Linked DNA regions of Homo sapiens: region 1 is linked to region 2. A link is a loop called in an ENCODE intact Hi-C map of the cell type or tissue named here. Cell type or tissue: psoas muscle. All regions are shown on one strand. Links, peaks and the distances in the headings refer to the core of each region. The heading gives the core; the rest is flanking DNA. Region 1 overlaps GAB1 (GRB2 associated binding protein 1). Region 2 overlaps GAB1 (GRB2 associated binding protein 1).

Region 1 (8,953 bases), core at 3,388-7,387, 89 kb before region 2:
GCATGCCATCAATGATTTGCAGGCTTACTTGGTAGTGTAATTATTCAGTCTTTCAAAGGTGCAAGATCCCACCCGGCAGAATCTTCACTCAATGAACCAAAAACACTGTAATTAACAAAATATAACAAAGTTCCACCATTAAAAACTAAATGTACATTAACCAGAGAACTAGGTCCTGACACCAGTACATACATTATCCTCAGCATTTTGGAAGGCAACAAATGATGAGTCCAAGTATAAGCTAATGGTTATCACCTGAAGCTTCAGGTAGAAAGCTAACTTGTGAATCTACCTCTCATTTTAATGTTGTTAGACTGTAAACAGCAATTTCCAAATCTAAAAGTAGCTTAGTTGACTTAGTATTGTTATATAAAGTAGTGTGACAAAAAACAAGAACTCCCAAAGGAATTATGGTAAGGTACATTGGGAAAACCCAGAACAATGTTTTAGATGAAAAAGTGCATAAATACAGTAATACTACGAGTGTGTTAACTGTGGAACAAATGTTTCTCTGGGAGCTAAACAATACTATTTTCCCACATTATTTACATGTTATGAATTGTTCAGATACCACAAAGCACCACTTAAGTCTAAATTGCTTGATTATGTCAGAAAGGTCCTTTGACTTCAACTCTACTCATTTGAGGATCTACCTAGAGTGGAAGTGTCAAGTCATTCTTCAAAAGGGATTTATCTTTACAATTCAGTTTTCTTTTGTTCAGAAATGGCAAGGCAATATTTTCATTTCACACTCTTCGCTGGCGTTTCTGATTCTGTGGACTGTCTCCCATCTGTCCAGGCTTCCCGGGTACTCTTTAGAGCCAAGGTCTTCTGTTGGTCAACAACAACATAATCCACTCTCTCATCTGCTACACTGCTGCCTGAGCCACTGCTCTTTTGCTAAAACACAAAGAAAAAACAAAAAGTCCAACATATAAAGGAGTGTTCCTGAGTACAACTCAGTCTTAAAACACAAAACACATCCACTGTGAATACTTTTTTTTTTTGAGAAGGAGTTTTGCTCTTGTTGCCCAGGATGGAGTGCAGTGGTGCGATCTCAGCTCACTGCAACCTCCGCCTCCTGGGTTCAAGCAATTCTCCTGTCTCAGCCTCCTGAGTAGCTGGGATTACAGGCATGTGCCACCACGCCTGGCTAATTTTGTATTTTTAGTAGAGATGTGGTTTCAGCATATTGGTCAGGCTGGTCTCAAACTCCTCACCTCAAGATCCATCCGCCTTGGCCTCCCAAAGTGCTGGGATTACAGGCGTGAGCCACCATGCCCGGCCATGAATACTCTTAAAATTTTTCTGGGTCATACACAAAAAATAACATCAACTACCTCAACTTAAAAATGTCTCTCTCCTAACTATATACTATTTTTGCCTTAAATTTAAAATTATTATATTTAAGAATTCAAAGCTGGGCACAGTGGCTCACGCCTATAATCCCAGCACTTTGGGAAGCCAAGATGGGTGGATCACGAGGTCAGGAGTTCAAGACCAGCCTGGCCAAGATGCTGAAATCCCATCTCTACTAAAAATACAAAAATTAGCCTGACATGGTGGCACGCGCCTGTAATCCCAGCTACTTGGGAGGCTGAGGCAGGAGAATGGCTTGAACCCGGGTGGCAGAGGTTGCAGTGAGCCAAGATCGTGCCACTGCACTGCAGCCTGGGCAACAGAGCAAGACTCCGTCCAAAAAAAAAAAAAAAAAAAAAAAAAGAATTCAAACTAATGCTTCCATGACAGATGAAATTCATAAAAAATAGGGACAGCAGATGCCTGTTTCATCTTAACATAGACAACCTGATTCTCCTGTCAACTTAAGCTTGACTGTCTCTCAACCTCTGAGAACATGAATCAATGTTTACTTTGAGAGCTAACAAGAAATGTTTTTGGAAAAGTTATACTTCAAGAATGACAAACTACATAAGCTGATGCCTTTTCATTCCTAAAATTCAACAAGATATAGATATTTAAATAAAATTATCAATGCACTGCTGCGCTCACTAGAAAGTGAAATGTCTAAGGTATAAGAGAAGTAGAGGGAGTGGTGAGCTTCTAAATGGTAAACGTGGTGTTGGCTTTAGGATGAATGTCAATCTCAAAAATGCAATCAGGAGGCCCTGCATTGGAGGTGATGCTGAAACTGAGAATATCTCATCAAGCTAGGGACCCCTGAAGGGAACTGATGTGGTCCTAGGATGGTAGCACCTCCTGGTTCCTAGCAGAAGCAAATACAAATAGTTTATAGAAGAAATTTAGGTCCTCAGAAGATATGTTCAACAAAATGAGGTTGCAATAAAAATATATAAAACACACAAAGAAACAAACTGTAGAGAGTGTGAGATAGGAGAAACAATATACACAGATTCAGACCTCCAAGGACTTCAGATATTGAAAAAGGAGCCAGTAAATTGGCCAGACATATTTGATAAAGACCCAAACAGAATTTCATTTTAGAAATGGAAAAGCAATATTTGAATAGTGACTGAGACTTTCCCAGAATTGATAAAAAATATGAATCCAAAAAGAAGGCAGCACTTCTAAGCAAGATAAATAAAAAGGAATCTATGTCTAGACGTATTGTAGTGAACCTGTAGAATACCAAAGATACAGAAATGACCTTAAACTCATCCAGTCAGAAAAGACATTATCTACAAGGGAATTACAATTAGACTGACAGCAATTTTTCCATAGGAATAGAAGCAAGACAGTAGTGGGATAGTATCTTCCATGGGCTGAGAGAAAATTATTGTTGATCAAGAACTGTAAACTCAAGAAAACTGTGTTTCCAAGAGTGAAGGCAAAATAAAGACATTTAAGTTATACAAAAACTGAAAAAAATTACTACCAATGACCTCCACTAAAGGCACTTCTAAAGGGTATATTTCAGGTGGAGGGAAAATTATTGCAGAAGGAAGGTCTGAGAAATAGGAAGGAATGACAAAGAAGCTGGTCAACATGTAGGAAAATGTAAATAAACATTGTTATATAATAAGAGCAGTAATAATACTGTCTAATTAGTGGGCTTAACAAAAAGACAACATTAAAATTTTGGACAAAGATAGCACAGAATTTGAGCATTTTAAGGAGAGTAAAGACACTAGACTGGTTAACTTTAGAATTCATTAAATAACAGCCAGATGCAGTGGCTCCTGCCTGTAATCCCAGCACTTTTGGAGGGCTGAGGTGGGTGGATCACTTGAGGTCAGGAGTTCAAGACCATTCTGGCCAACATGGTGAAACCGTGTCTCTACTAAAAATACAAAAATTAGCCAGGAGTGGTGGCGCGCATCTGTAATCCCAGCTATTTGGGAGGCTGAGGCAGGAGAATCATTTGGACCTGGGAAGCGGAGGTTGCAGTGAGCCAAGATCACACTACTGCACTCCAGCCTGGGCAACAGAGCAAGACTCTGTCTCAAAAAAAAAAAAAAAAAAAAAAAAAAAGAATTTGTTAAATAACTATTTCAATGGTAACCACTAAAAAAGTAGAAAGTATAAAATTTCTAACCATCAGAAAGGAAAAAATAATCAGTCTCCATAACTATGTTATTTTTGTTTTATGAGATAGCATCAAGTAGCAGACCAGACTAAATTTATATTAAACATAACTTAATAAAATTATCCCAAAGGAAATAATTCTTCAGGTTTGAAGTGTGAACTAACTGTATACAAAGAAGAGACATGTCACATGTCACTCACCTTACGTGGTGGTGTGGATTTCCCAGAATCTAAGTCGAGATCTAAGTATTCCACCTGTTTGTCTCCTTTGGGCTTGATCATAGGGCTGCTTCCTCCATCAAGACTGTTACTGCCAAAGAGATTCTGAAAGTATTAGACAACAAAATCAACGGTCAGACATTCACCAGACATACCACTCGTACTGTTGAACATCTACGGAAGCCTAAATATTTGCTTTCAAGAGGACATAGCTTAAAAAGTTAAACAACCTTTTAGGATAGAAAGAAAATAAGTAATATTTAAAAAACTGATTAAAGCCTAGCTTAGAGCAAGCTAAACGTAGTTTCAAAAGTTAAACTTGGTTCACACTAAGATTGAGACATCAGGAGATACTTAGCTATGATAGCCCAACTTGAACATTATTAAAATTATGTCTGTACTCAATTATGCTTTACAGGATCTTTATATTCCTTGCTTTCAAGTTAAATTTTAAAAAAACTTTCTACGTTTTATCTAAAGGCTTTCACACTAAAATTTGTTTGACTCCATTGGCTAAGTGTATTTTGTTTCAATCATCTGGATTTTTTACCACCTAATTTCCTTAGCCTGATCTTTTCCTTCCTGAAAGGCATACATTCTAAAGAACGTATTTAAGAGAGAAGGAAAATTACTACCTAAGGAAGGCCTGAAATACAAGAAATGATAAAGAAGCTGCTAAACATGCAGAAAAACGTAAATAAGCATAGTTTATATAATAAGAGCAATAATACTACTAACTTCTGGGTTTAAAAAGAATTAAAATTTTGGACAAAAATAGTGCTAAGATTTTAAAGAGAGCAGAGTGAAGACAACTCTGGAATTTGTAAATAACCATTTCAGATGATTTGTACAGTAGGACTACTCTCTAAAAAAAGGGAAAGAAGGTAGGAAGATAGATGACAGCGATAAACAGCAGGAACAAAAAACTTGAGGCAGAAAAATGAAAAATAGGCACTTGAAGATCAATGCTAAATAGAAAGGAAAAGCTGGCATGAACCTAAGTCCCTATATATTCCCTCCACTCTAATTACAACAGGGTTCTATTATACATGTGCTCAAACAAGTGACTTGTTTCCATGCCTTACTCCTTTTAACCCCATCTAGAAATGTTCTTGGCTTCTCATACGCAAGACTGTGTATTTCTCATTAGGGAATTTCATCCTTGTGCACTGTTGATATTAATGTTCATATATTATCTCATACTTTTAAAGAAAATCATAATGATTTAACAAAGTTAAAAATTTATACATGTTATGATGAATAAAACAATTTGAAAACTGCATACATCTGGTGGTTCTGTTGATTCTTTTTATATTGCTACTTCATTTCTTTTTGCTTAGGTTAAACAGAAAAAACTGTGCCTTAGGGAAAGGATACTTCTAGGAAAATATTGAGACTATTCTCTCATTTCGTAGCAGGGCTGCTAATAGCTGGTATGGAACCTTTTTGCAAATTATTAAAAGGTGCTTCTTGCACTGGGGTGAGACAGCTCTGTGCTGTGGGCGACTGCAGCTTGGTGAGCAGCACATAGCCTGAATTTCATATAATCAGGTATGCAGTATGTTTATTCAGTAAACAACCTGTACAACTAAATGTAATATTCCTACTTGAAGAAACAGATTTTTTAAACCAAATTTATCAATTACTACAAATAAAACATTAAAAAAATATATAAAATGGCTAGGCGCGGTGGCTCAGGCCTGTAATCCCAGCACTTTGGGAGGCTGAGGCGGGCGGACCACCTGAGGTCAGGAGTTTGAGACCAGCCTGGCCAACATGGTGAAACCCCGTCTCTACTAAAAACTACAAAAACTAGCCAGGTGTGGTGGTGGGCACCTGTAATCCCAGCTACTTGGGAGGCTGAGGCAGGATAATCGCTTGAACCCGGAGGCGGAGGTTGCAGTGAGCCAAGATCGCACCACTGCACTCCAGCCTGGGCAACAGAGGGAAACTCTGTCTGAAAAAATTAAAAAATCAAAAAATCAAAAATAACATGTAGAGCACAAAAAATATAAGCAAGTTTTGGTCCTCAATATAAATAGCAATCCCTCTCTTCTTTCTAATTCATGGAGAAACTGGAATCATCATGAAATTTTTTATCTGAATGACTCTATATATCATTGTCACATAAAATCAGCCATGAGTGTGTGAAAAGTTCTATATTCAAATGTGATCAATGAAAGACCCATACCCTCCATTTCTCTGATTAGAAATATCTAGAATTGTTCACAGTATTACAAGGCTATAAAAGAAATGCATAAATTTGTAAGACCTGCATGCATAATACCAATAAGTTGCTCCTAAACAGAATTTCTCAGGGTGGCTAGTTAACCTATTTTATGTCTGTTATTACTAGAACTGAATGTTTTTCCATCTTTAAGTATGGTTAACATTTGTGTGTCTACAAGGAAGTCTATTTGCTCTTGATTTAATCTCCACTGGAACAGCCTGTCTGTATTCTAGCCTTTCACCCAGTATTTTCCCAAAACAGTTTAGAGAAACTCTAAGATTCTATAAGGTATTATAAGTGTTCTTTGAATTAAATAACAAACCAGTAGTGTGAGATTTTTTTTTTTTTTTTTTTTGAGATGGAGTCTTGCTTTGTTGCCTGGGCTGCAGGGCAGTGGCTTGATCTCGGCTCACTGCAATCTCTGTCTCCTGGGCTCAAGCAATTCTCCTGCCTCAGCCTCCCGAGTAACTGGGATTACAGGCGCCTGCCACCACGCCCGGCTAATTTTTGTATTTTTAATAGAGACGGGGTTTATCCATGTTGGCCAGGCTGGTCTCGCACTACTGACCTCAGGTGATCTGCCTGCCTCGGCCTCCTTAAAGTGCTGGGATTACAGGTGTGAGCCACTATGCCCGGCCTAGATTTTTAAAAAATTCTTTAAAAATTATGTAAAATCATTTAACATATTTTTGTTGTTATTATCACATAACAGTATGTATGCCTTTAGTTATGGTTTACCATCATTTGAATTTCAGGTGTCACATTCAGAATTCACTTGATAATGCATGATTTTTGATCCAAAATTAAAGAAGTTTGTTAAATATTGCTATAATTCTCATATTCTTTTCTAAGGGAGAGTTGAATGGACTATGATGAGTCCTTGTATTTGGCAGCATGAGGATATGGAATTGGCATTGTTGACTTTTCTATTGTACTTGGTAGATAGGTATGTCCTCCTGGGTCATTTTTGCTTTTTTCTAATACATAGGACCTAAGTACTTCATAAATTCATCACAGGCCAGGTGCAGTGGCTCACGCCTGTAATCCCAGCACTCTGGGAAGCCAAGGCAGGCAGATCATTTGAGGTCGGGAGTTTGAGACCATCCTGCGCAACATGATGAAACCCTGTCTCTACCAAAAACACAAAAATTAGTCGTGTGTGGTGGCGCAAACCTGTAATCCCAGCTACTCGAGAGGCTGAGTCAGGAGAATCATTTGAAACCCAGGAGGTGGAGGCTGCAGTGAGTTGAGATCGCGCTACTGCATTCCAGCCTAGGTGACAGAAAGAGAATCTGTCTCCAAATAAAAAAAAAAAGAAATTCACCACATTGTGTTTATTTAGACACCTCTATTGGTGGCAAGTAAAAGCACCTTTCTGGCTTACTGTCATTAGGTGTAAAAAAAAAAAATTGTATTTTGATTTCCTTTGATTTCTGATTGTAATGCTCTTCTTTTTCATCTTTTCCCTTCATCTAACACCCATGACAAATCACATTTTTAAACTTTCCTATTATATGGGACTTTCCAAAATTTTTATGGCTATTTACTATTTTGGGCAAAAAGACACACTCTTTAGTACCTCAGAAAATACTCTAATTACTTTACGATAAGAAAACAGTTCACTCAACTACCCAAAGTTGAAAATAGGTGACAATATCTACTCTGACCGAGAATTTAGGATTTAGAGTTTTACTAGAGTCAACTTACTATACTGAGGAAAACTAATTAACTTAAATAATAATAATAGAACTCCACTCAAATTGAAAAATAGTGAATACAAAAGCAAAAGTGTCTAAAAATTGCCCTGCCTTGAAAAATCAGTGAAAACATTATTGATATATTGATTATATTATTTTTGAATACTTTATAAATTTGATATTTAAAAATTTTTATAGATGAGGTCTCGCTATGTTGCCCAGGCTAGGTGTGAACTAGGCTCAAGAGATCCTCCTGCTTCAGCCTCCTGAGTAGCTGGGACTACAGGCACATGCCACTGTGCCTGGCTAAATTTGGTAATATTTTAAAGTTAATTAATTTAAGCACAAAATCAAGTTTTTCATATCACTGAATTATGTTTCCTGACAATATATAGTTTTAAGAAAGCTGGTTCTGCCTAAAGTCTATTAAGGATGAAAAACCAATTCATTGACAGAATTGGGCTTTATATTTTATACCTCTAAATAGGGCTGTTTTAAATAATATAGGGCCACTAAAGTGTTACTCATTCTAAATTTTGACATCAGGTATTTGCTTATCCTGGAAGATATGGTCTGATTGTCCCTCAATACCTGCTCTCCCCTCTCCCATATGCATGGGATTTTTAGGTGGGCCCACTGTTCCTCGGATCTAAGTCTATGTTTTCTAGCTCCTTTGTGTCTAAGTGTGGCCACACAGGCTAAGTTCTGGTTAATGGTTTCTATAAAGCAGTTTCGAGGTACTGTCCTTATGAGGCAGTTGGGCTGTACCCTTCTTTTTCTCTCTTTCCTCCACCTGGAGTTGGAATGTCACTCTGCTGGCTGGAGCATCATCTTGTCCAATGAGCATATGTGCCACACCCAAGGAAAGCAGACTGGAGAGCTGGAAAAGGTCTGAATCCCTGAAGACTCTATGGAACAGAGCTGCCACAACAGCCTTGGATTGACTCTCTCTAGACTTTTCCATGAGAAAGAAAGAAACTTCTCTCTTGAGTCACAAATATTTATTTTCTTTTACTCAGAGGGGAACTTAATCCTAATGGATATACTTATCAACTAAAATACAAATAACAAAGCAAACATTAAATCTGACTTAAGGAAAAGCTAAAGCAAAATATTTTTAAAAATTAAAATTGGTTTGTATTCTTAAACATTTGAAGTATTTTCTGGCAACTACCTGATTTATGAGGAACAAAATGCTCACTACCATTAGAAAATTCTCATGCTTTATGGTAGTATAGCCAACCTCAAACATGTTATGTTTATAAGAGGTCTTCTTTAATCTTTACACCTATCTAAAGGTATA
Region 2 (8,953 bases), core at 1,889-5,888:
GGGAGAAGGGAATCAGAGGTGGCTGATATAGTAGGCTACCTCATATTTCATTTCTAACCTTTATAGTTTGTTAGATCCTAGGGTCTCAGCACATAGTTATGCAAAATCACTGCTAACCGTACCTGGAGAACAGAGCATCGCAAAACCCAGATGTATCATCTTAAGGATATCCTTAAGGATGCAGGATTGGAAGGCAGGAGACACTTGCAAATCAGTTAACCTATCCGGCTTAAGATTTCTCTGCTCCAGAATGAATAAACTCTATTTTTTGTATCTCTAAGTCCTCTTCCAACATTAAATGTTATTGCTCTGCCTGTTTCCTGAATTTTATACATTTGACACAAACATTAATACTTTAATAAACCCTTTTCAACTTGCCTCTTTGTTTGCTGAATTATATGCATAACTCTGTTACATATATAACTCTGAATTGTAGTCCCCAGCAACCCCTACCCCACCTCAATGAATGAGGCTTTGGTCTGCAATGGCCACTGAGTCCCCCTTTTTTTCATAACACATTTTCTACCAGAAAAGCTCCTCGGGTTTGGGGGATTTGGCCCCTATCACATCTAGTTCCTGGCTTCGGGGCCTAAGGCTAGGCCACTGACATCAAAAATACTGTTGGGAGGCCATGGTCTCTCCAGAGAGGCTGCCCCTGTTTGGTCTCTGGTGAGACCTTGAGCAAATGAATGCTGCTCAGACTACTGGGAGATACAAAGGGTCAGCTGCAGAGTCTGGCAGTGTGAAGCTTGTCCCAGGCCAGAGGCACAAGGTCAGAGAGAGGCCAGGGCTTGGAGTATGAGCTCTGTCGTATAACCTGAAACTTGAGACGGTGGTTCAGAAAGATACTCAGACAAAGAAAAAACAAGAGAGGTTTAGAGACTAGAAAAACGAGAGAGAGAGAGAGAGAGAGAGAGAGAGAGAGAGAGAGAGAGACACTTTGGAAGTTCCAATAGGCTGTCACAAAAAAGCAAATGTTTCTATCATCCATGTAGGTCAAAATAACATGCATTTATTGTATTTGTGAGCGAAATAGGACCTTACTAATTGTTGCTAAGCATAAAGATTTTTGTTACTAATATATGAGTGTCAAGAAAAAGGCCAGGATACAAGATTTTCATAATTAAGAAAAGAACCAGAACATATATTGTATATTTGCATAGGACTTTACAGTTTGCAAATCACCTTCACACAAATTCTGCTCTGATCCACACAACTATCCCCATGACATTAAAAGAAACTGAGGCTTGCGAGTATGATTTACTTGTCCAAGATGCCCAAACTGCTATACATCTGCTACATCTTCAGGTCTGCTGGGAGTTCTTCTACCACACCACCAAGTCTCTTTAAAACTACTTTTCCTCAAAAGCAACCTTTTCAGAGAAACAAAATTTATCCTTATGCATTTTTACAATTTTTCAATTTTATTTCATTCTTAGTATTGAAAGTTGCTGTAGGTTGAGTATTATTAAACAGTGTTTTTATACGCTATACATCATTGCCCCTTGTACGGCAAAGCGTGTGAGTATATGATGAGTTAAATAATCTTTGAGGGCTAATATGGAAACTTTGCCACCACGTGTACTATACTATCATTTCTATGGGACGTTCTGTTCCAAGCTACATTCAACAGACCTAAAAGGGATTGTTTAAAACACATGAACGTGGCTAAAAATAATCACCACTGCAAACCAGAAATTTCTTGGATTTCACTTCTCTTTTTCATTTCATTTAAACATATACAGACATACACAGAGCTTGTTTTCACTGAGCAGCACATACGGCCTAAAAAGCTAAGTATTTCTGTATAACAGAAGAAATTTCATAAAACTCCCACATTATGATGGTGGATTACATAAAGAAGTGGGAAAGTCCCCTCTGTCCCCAAACTGTGCCAAGACATCTGACATGCTCTTATCTGCCAGGACTATACAGTTATTCAACTTAGAATCCATTTTTTAGATAAATTAGCATAATATCATAATGATCCAAAAAAGTTCAAAAAGAACTTCTTGCCAGAATAATTAACTTCCTGAGGTCCTCCAAAAGATCTGTTCTGAGAAAAACGTCTCCCTGCCAAGGCATTTCAAATACTAAAAGCAGAGTGGCAGATTTTCAGTTATAAATTTCAACAAATCACCAACCATACATGGTTGAAAGTTTTTTCAATGAGAATCAAGGTGTCAAGTTTAAGATACAAGAAACAAAAACCCTCCCCCCAACAAAAGCCAGCTTCCAAAAAGGAACTAATCAAAGCATTGTTGCAACCACTATGTCTATTAAAAGAAACAGGTGATCAGAACATTAGGATAAGTTCAGTTAACAAGTTCTTCTGATGCTTTTTATAGTACTTGGCTTATTAAAAATGGATTCATCCACAACTTTTCGGAAACATTTTTGTTGTGTAAATTCAGATGTGACTGTATTGAGCTTAAACCAAAGCAAACAAAACAAGAAAAAAAAAAAAACCACCAGACTAAATCTAAATATTATTCTGGAAAACATTCATCAGTTAGCTTTTACTCTACCTCAAAGAGCAGGTATTATGAGGCCTGGTGGCTCGAGACCCTGCCATTTTCTCCTTTGCCCTCAACTCACAACAGTCCTTCCAGTAGAATATTTGAAAAGACAGACTAAGAATGATAGGGATCAAAATAAAAGCAGCTTACATGCATGAGAAACTCTGAATTGCCTAATTTCAGTCCCAATGCGTCTCAGTCTGCAGATCCTCTATAATTTTTGATGAAGTACAACATAAACCTGTTTAAAGCTGTTTACAATCAAAAGGTACAAAGTGTGAGAACCAAATTCTCTTGGTTATTGAGATGAGTCTTAAAATAACCACAAGAGCTAATATTTAATTTGGTGTTCTTACTTTTATGTGAGATTTCTTAGTAAGACACAAAATGCCCTTATAAAACAAAACAATCTACAGAGGAAATATTAATATCTCAGCTATTTCTCTAGTATCATGATGGCTATTTTTCAGGTTTAGAAAGCAAGTCATTTTTTGAAAAAGGCCAATTATCATTACTTTAAATACTCTTCTATATCTCTTTTTTGATGCATGTACTTAGAATAGCCTCATATGAAGCCCAGATAGCTCCACAGGGCGATACTAGCAATCCAGCCACATTCCAGTGAGTTCTTTTTAATCTGAAAAATGTTCAACATACACCTTGAATTCTTTTTTAGTAGTGCTGCACATTAGTTTTTCTGTGTTTTTCTCCCTGACCTATTTCTATAAGCTTATGCTTTCTTATTTTGAGTAACCTGAAAGTAGACACATGTTCATGATCTGTAAGCAAACTTAAAACAAATAACCCTACAAGCCCTAAACAGTATTACCTCATATAGTTGTATTTTTTTCTTTTTTATATTCATTCCTTCCCTTAGGTTATAGTTCTGCAGGTATAAAGCATAAGTATAAAGGTGGAGGTGGTGTAGGGGGTTGGGGAGGGGTGCTGGCGCTGGTGTGGGGCGAGGAGTTCTCCAGGATACAACATTCCAGATGATTTCTAAGTTCCCTTCCAAAGCCACATTTCTATTACTTGCTGGTTTCTCTGGTGGGCATTTGTCCCAGACAGGAGCTCCTATGCAGCAGCGGTTCTCAATCTCAATTAGGGGGCGGCTATTTTGCCTCCAGGGCACACTTGGCAATGCCTGCAGACATTTTTGTTGTCACAGCTGGGGATGGGGTGCACTACTGGCATCTAGTGGGCAGAGACCAAGGATGCTGCTGCTAACTAAACACCCTATAATGCACAGGGCAGGCCACACAACAAACAATCATCCAGGCCACAATATCAACAGTGCAGAGGTTGAGAAGTCCCACTGTAGAGTAACAAGCTTAGGAAACTAAATGATTTGTCATATTCGGAAAACTGCAGAGGCCATTTCCTAGATTTGCTTTCATACTCCTAAACAGGTAGCTGAAGAGACTTTTAACTCCTAAAAAGGAAGCAGAAAGCAACAGCGTTTATTCACAGCCCCCTTTCTTCCCTTATCTCCCTCTTTCTCATCCACACCTACTGCATGATCAATGTTGGGAGGCAAGATAAGTCAGCAATGATCCCTGACTTCCAGGTGCTACCATCTAGTGAAGGAGATGGAATGGTCTCCTTACCACCAGGTGGCAAGTGCTCAGATACGGCAAGAAGCAATGGGGTTTGCAAAGTGCACACATTCTTTAAAAGGTCCGTTAGGTATAAAAACTGCATTTAATTAGCAGATACTACTAAGGAGCTTTCATTGGCAAGTTTTAAAATAGATCAATTCAGCTAGAAAAGTTTAGTCCCATTAAGAAAATGTGTTTTCAGGCCGGGTGCAGTGGCTGATGCCTGTAATCCCAGCACTTTGGGAGGCCAAGGCGGGCACATCGCCTGAGCTCAGGAGTTCAAGACCACCTTGGGCAACATGGTGAAACCCCGTCTCTAGTAAAATACAAAAACTTAGCCAGGCGTTGTGGCGGGCACCTATAATTCCAGCTATTCAGGAGGCTGAAGCATGAGAATCCCTTGAGCCCAGGGGGCGGAGGTTGCAGTGAGCCAGGATCACACGACTGCACTCAAGCTTGGGCTACAGAGTGAGACTCCAAGAGCATTCCTGGAGGAGCATTCTTGAAAAAGTATTCCAAGAATCACTGGGTTTACCAGCCTTACAAGTCATTCTGGATTCTTTCTGTAGCAGAGGTAAGTAAGGAAGGCCAGATGTCAAAGCAATAACTGCACAATGGGAACAACTTGCTTCCTAGAATACTTTGAGACGTATCCATAGGAGCCATACAATTTTTCCTCCAAACCCAGACACTCGTGAAAGTAATTCTTCCAGGACAACGGTAAAAACTAGGACAAGTGTTCATGAGAGCCAAGACTGTATGGCAGCACTTCAGAAGCAACTTTGGTTGGACAATGATGCCCATGTGAACCCTGTGATAGCCACAGATAGTAAACCTAACTATGACTACTACTTTTTTAGTCAACTAAAAGTCAGCTATCGTCAAAAGGCAAGAAATTTGACACTCAGTATAAAATACACACCGAACACATTCAAGCAAATGTCAAATCTAGAAAATCTGAACATACTGTGTTTATGAATCTAAAGTATAAGATTCCCACAATAGTGTGCACCAGATGGGATTTAGCCTTTTCTCTGCAGCACATGAAAAGCAAGAAAAATTGTTGAACAGGTTTTCCTTTCCTTTGACTAATATCCTGATTCCCCAATCGGCACAGGCACATTTCTGGTACTTGCAACCAATACAAACCCTCAGTGACAAGTCACCTGACTTGACTTGTTTAATCACATTCTGATCCATGGACACTTTGTACTAAGCAAGAGAAGCAACTCCTCTTGAAAGTCATGCTGCCACCAAAATGTATGGGTTCTTGGGCATTTGAGTGGAGTCAAGATGTTATACATATAATCTAGAAAATCCTATAAAATACGACACCAAACTCCTTGGAAAACAAAAAAGATCTCCAGGAAGAATGAGGTCAATACTCTCCCTGTCTTCACTCCAACTCATAAATAAGGAGGCATCTGACAAAAAACCCACTGTAGTCTTACATGGAGCTTGCAAATTAAAAACTAAACCAAAACATATACCAATGCTTTGGACACATAACTGAGACTGAATGAAAAAGAAAGGTCACTCCCTGCAATGTTAGAAAGGTAAAAATATATATATATATATATTTATTTATTTACAGAGAGAGAGAGAGAGAGAGAGAGAGAGAGAGAGGGTTTCACTCCCATCACCCAGGCTGGAGTGCAATGGTGCAATCTCGGCTCACTGCAACCTCTGCCTTCCTGGCACAAGCAATTCTTGTGCCTCAGTCTCCCAAGCAGCTGGGACTACAGGCGCATGCCACCATGGCCGGCTAATTTTTGGATTTTTTGTGGATTTGCATTTTTGCCATGTTGCCCAGGCTGGTCTCAAACTCCTGAGCTCAAGTGATCTGCCTACCTTGGCCTCCCAAAGTGCTAGGGTTATAGGCGTGAGCCACCAAGCCTGGCTTCTAGTATGTTTTTTGTTAAGCCTAGTACCAGATAGAAATGCCATCATGAAATGAAGACTGTATCTTCATTTTTCAAAATGTTTGGATAAAATGCAGAAATGTAAAATGGATGACATATTAAGGCTGTTCACAGTTATTTGAAATGTCATACTAAAACAGGATTAATTATTGAGCTGCTATAATCTGAAGGAAAGGTCTGGTGCTATTATTCTTTTTTAATTAAACAATTATATTAAACACCTAGATGAAGTTTGAGAATATGCTTGTTAATTATGTAGACAACACCAAGTTAGATGAAAGACAATATTCCAAAGGATCTTAATGTAGAATACTGCACAGACAGCGATGAGATGACATTTTAATAGAGATGCTGGGTAACATATTTATGTACATAAATTGTACGAACAGAAGTGCTGGAGACCTGGCTTTACAGCCTAGCTCAACACTGAGAGTCAAGTAACACAGATGTGTGTGTGTGTGTGTGTGTGTGTGTGTGTGTGTTTTTAAAGGAAATTCAATCCTCAGATGCGTTACTAAAATTAAATAACCAGATCAAGGGAAGAAATAGTCTAATAAGCATTACCTAAGTTGAAACCACATCTGGAAAGATGAGTTGAATTCTGGGAGCATCATTTTAAGAGGAAATTAATTATCTGGAGGAAGACCAGGACAGTTAAAGAGTATAGACATCATACCATTTGAGAAACTGTTGGCAAAACCAGAAAGGTTTGGCCTAGGGAACACTCCATGCAAATATGATGGCTTTCTTCAGCTGTTTACAAGGCTATCATGGGGATACCCCTGAACAAGTTTCCACTTGCCAATATCTCTTCAAAAAGTAAATGCTATACACCAGGCTCAGCTTGACAATAAGAAAGCAAACATGACCTCTCTAACATGGCCATTTGATTCAAATAGTCTAAGATGAATTTAGGCTTTTTGGCCACTGCATTACACAGTTGACTCAGAATGACTTCAGACCCAATTTAAGCCACAGTTTTCTCTTGTGACCATGGTTAACTGCTGTTAATCTCAGTAGTTATCACCTACAGAGACCATATTATGTATTTGCTTAATGTCTGTCTCTACCTACTACAATGTAAGTTTCATGTAAGGCAGAAGCTTTGTCTTGTTCACAGCTGAATACCCAGCACCAAGAACAAGTCCTGGCCTACAGCAAGCATTCAATAAATAGATGTTGAATAAGTGAATGCCTGTTAAACAAACACCAAAAATGTCATAAAGGGACCAAAAGACAGAAGGCAAGAGAATAGCAAACGGAAGAACTAGCAAGCAACAGAAGGTACAGGAAGGAACATTTCAATGCAAGAATAACCTTCTACAGTTGTTCAACAATGGAACAAGATACATCTTTTTTTTTTAAACTGAGATGGGGTTTCACCATGTTGGCCAGGCTGGTCTTGAACTCCTGACCTCAAGTGATCCACCCACCTGGGGCTCCAAAAGTGCCAGGATTACAGGCACTAGCCACCGTGCCCAGCCAAGATGTTTCATAATGTAAAATTTTGCTCTCCATAATTGAATACATTAAACTAGATGCTGAATGAACAGGAAGTCTGTATTTTTGGATGCTTGAACTGGGTAACCTCAAGTATTTTTGAAAGTCAATGATTCTTCATAAAAACGAGTTCTGTACAGAGCCCTCAGAAATAATACCACAAATCTACAACCATGTGATCTTTGACAAACCTGACAAAAACAAGAAATCGGGAAAGGATACCCTATTTAATAAATGGTGTTAGGAAAACTGGCTAGCCACATGTAGAAAGCTGAAACTGGATCCCTTCCTCACACCTTATACAAAAATTAATTCAAGATGGATTAAAGACTTAAATGTTAGACCTAAAACCATAAAAACCCTAGAAGAAAACCTACGCAATACCATTCAGAACATAGGCATGGGCAAGGACTTCAAGACTAAAACACCAAAAGCAATGGCAACAAAAGCCAAAATTGACAAATGGGATCTAATTAAACTAAAGAGCTTCTGCACAGCAAAAGAAACTACCATCAGAGTGAACAGGCAACCTACAGAATGGGAGAAAATTTTTACAATCTACCCATCGGACAAAGGGCAAATATCCAGAATCTACAAAGAACTTAAACAAATTTACAAGAAAAAATCAAACAACCCCATCAAAAAGTGGGTGAAGGATATGAACAGACACTTCTCAAAAGGAGACATTTATGCAGCCAACAGACACATGAAAAAATGCTCATCATCACTGGCCATCAGAGAAATGCAAATCAAAACCACAATGAGATACCATCTCACACCAGTTAGAATGGCGATCATTAAAAAGTCAGGAAACAACAGGTGCTGGAGAGGATGTGGAGAAATAGGAACACTTTTCCACTGTTGGTGGGACTGTAAACTAGTTCAACCATTGTGGAAGTCAGTGTGGCGATTCCTCAGGGATCTAGAACTAGAAATACCATTTGACCCAGCCATCCCATTACTGGGTATATACCCAAAGGAATATAAATCATGCTGCTATAAAGACACATGCGGACATATGTTTATTGCGTCACTATTCACAATAGTAAAGACTTGGAACCAACCCAAATGTCCATCAATGATAGACTAGATTAAGAAAATGTGGCACATATACACCATGGAATACTATGCAGCCATAAAAAAGGATGAGTTCATGTCCTTTGTAGTGACATGGATGAAGCTGGAAACCATCATTCTGAGCAAACTATCGCAAGGACAGAAAACCAAACACTGCATGTTCTCACTCATAGGTGGGAACTGAACAATGAGAACATGTGGACACAGGGCAGGGAACATCACACCCCGGGGCCTGTTGTGGGGTCAGGGGAGCGGGGAGAGATAGCATTAGGAGATATACCTAATGTAAATGACGAGTTAATGGGTGCAGCACACCAACATGGCACACGTATACATA

Evidence for each region. A loop is a pair of places that touch in the nucleus more often than their neighbours do. Peaks named below come from ENCODE experiments on the same cell type or tissue, not always from the same donor. Only the 100,000 strongest peaks of a DNase experiment are listed, where the experiment ranks them.
Region 1: it touches region 2 in a loop (1.9-fold over the local background); 3 of 110 quality-filtered maps call a loop at or near these places.

The regions. Positions count from the first base shown.
Region 1 is chr4:143,460,978-143,469,930 of GRCh38, reverse strand. It overlaps GAB1 (GRB2 associated binding protein 1), which reads right to left. Exons shown (of 10, transcript NM_002039.4): 9 at 3,706-3,828; 10 at 1-900. The coding sequence ends at 742. Among named protein-coding and RNA genes, the nearest start is that of SMARCA5, 48 kb to the left of the region's middle. In psoas muscle, for the core only: no CTCF peak of the experiment used is centred there; no DNase peak of the experiment used is centred there.
Region 2 is chr4:143,370,613-143,379,565 of GRCh38, reverse strand. All of the region lies in intron 1 of GAB1 (GRB2 associated binding protein 1), which reads right to left. Among named protein-coding and RNA genes, the nearest start is that of MIR3139, 32 kb to the right of the region's middle. RefSeq lists an enhancer at 6,717-6,906. In psoas muscle, for the core only: a CTCF peak has its summit at 3,737 (motif pointing left); a DNase peak (open chromatin) is centred at 3,685; H3K27ac peaks cover 2,892 bases.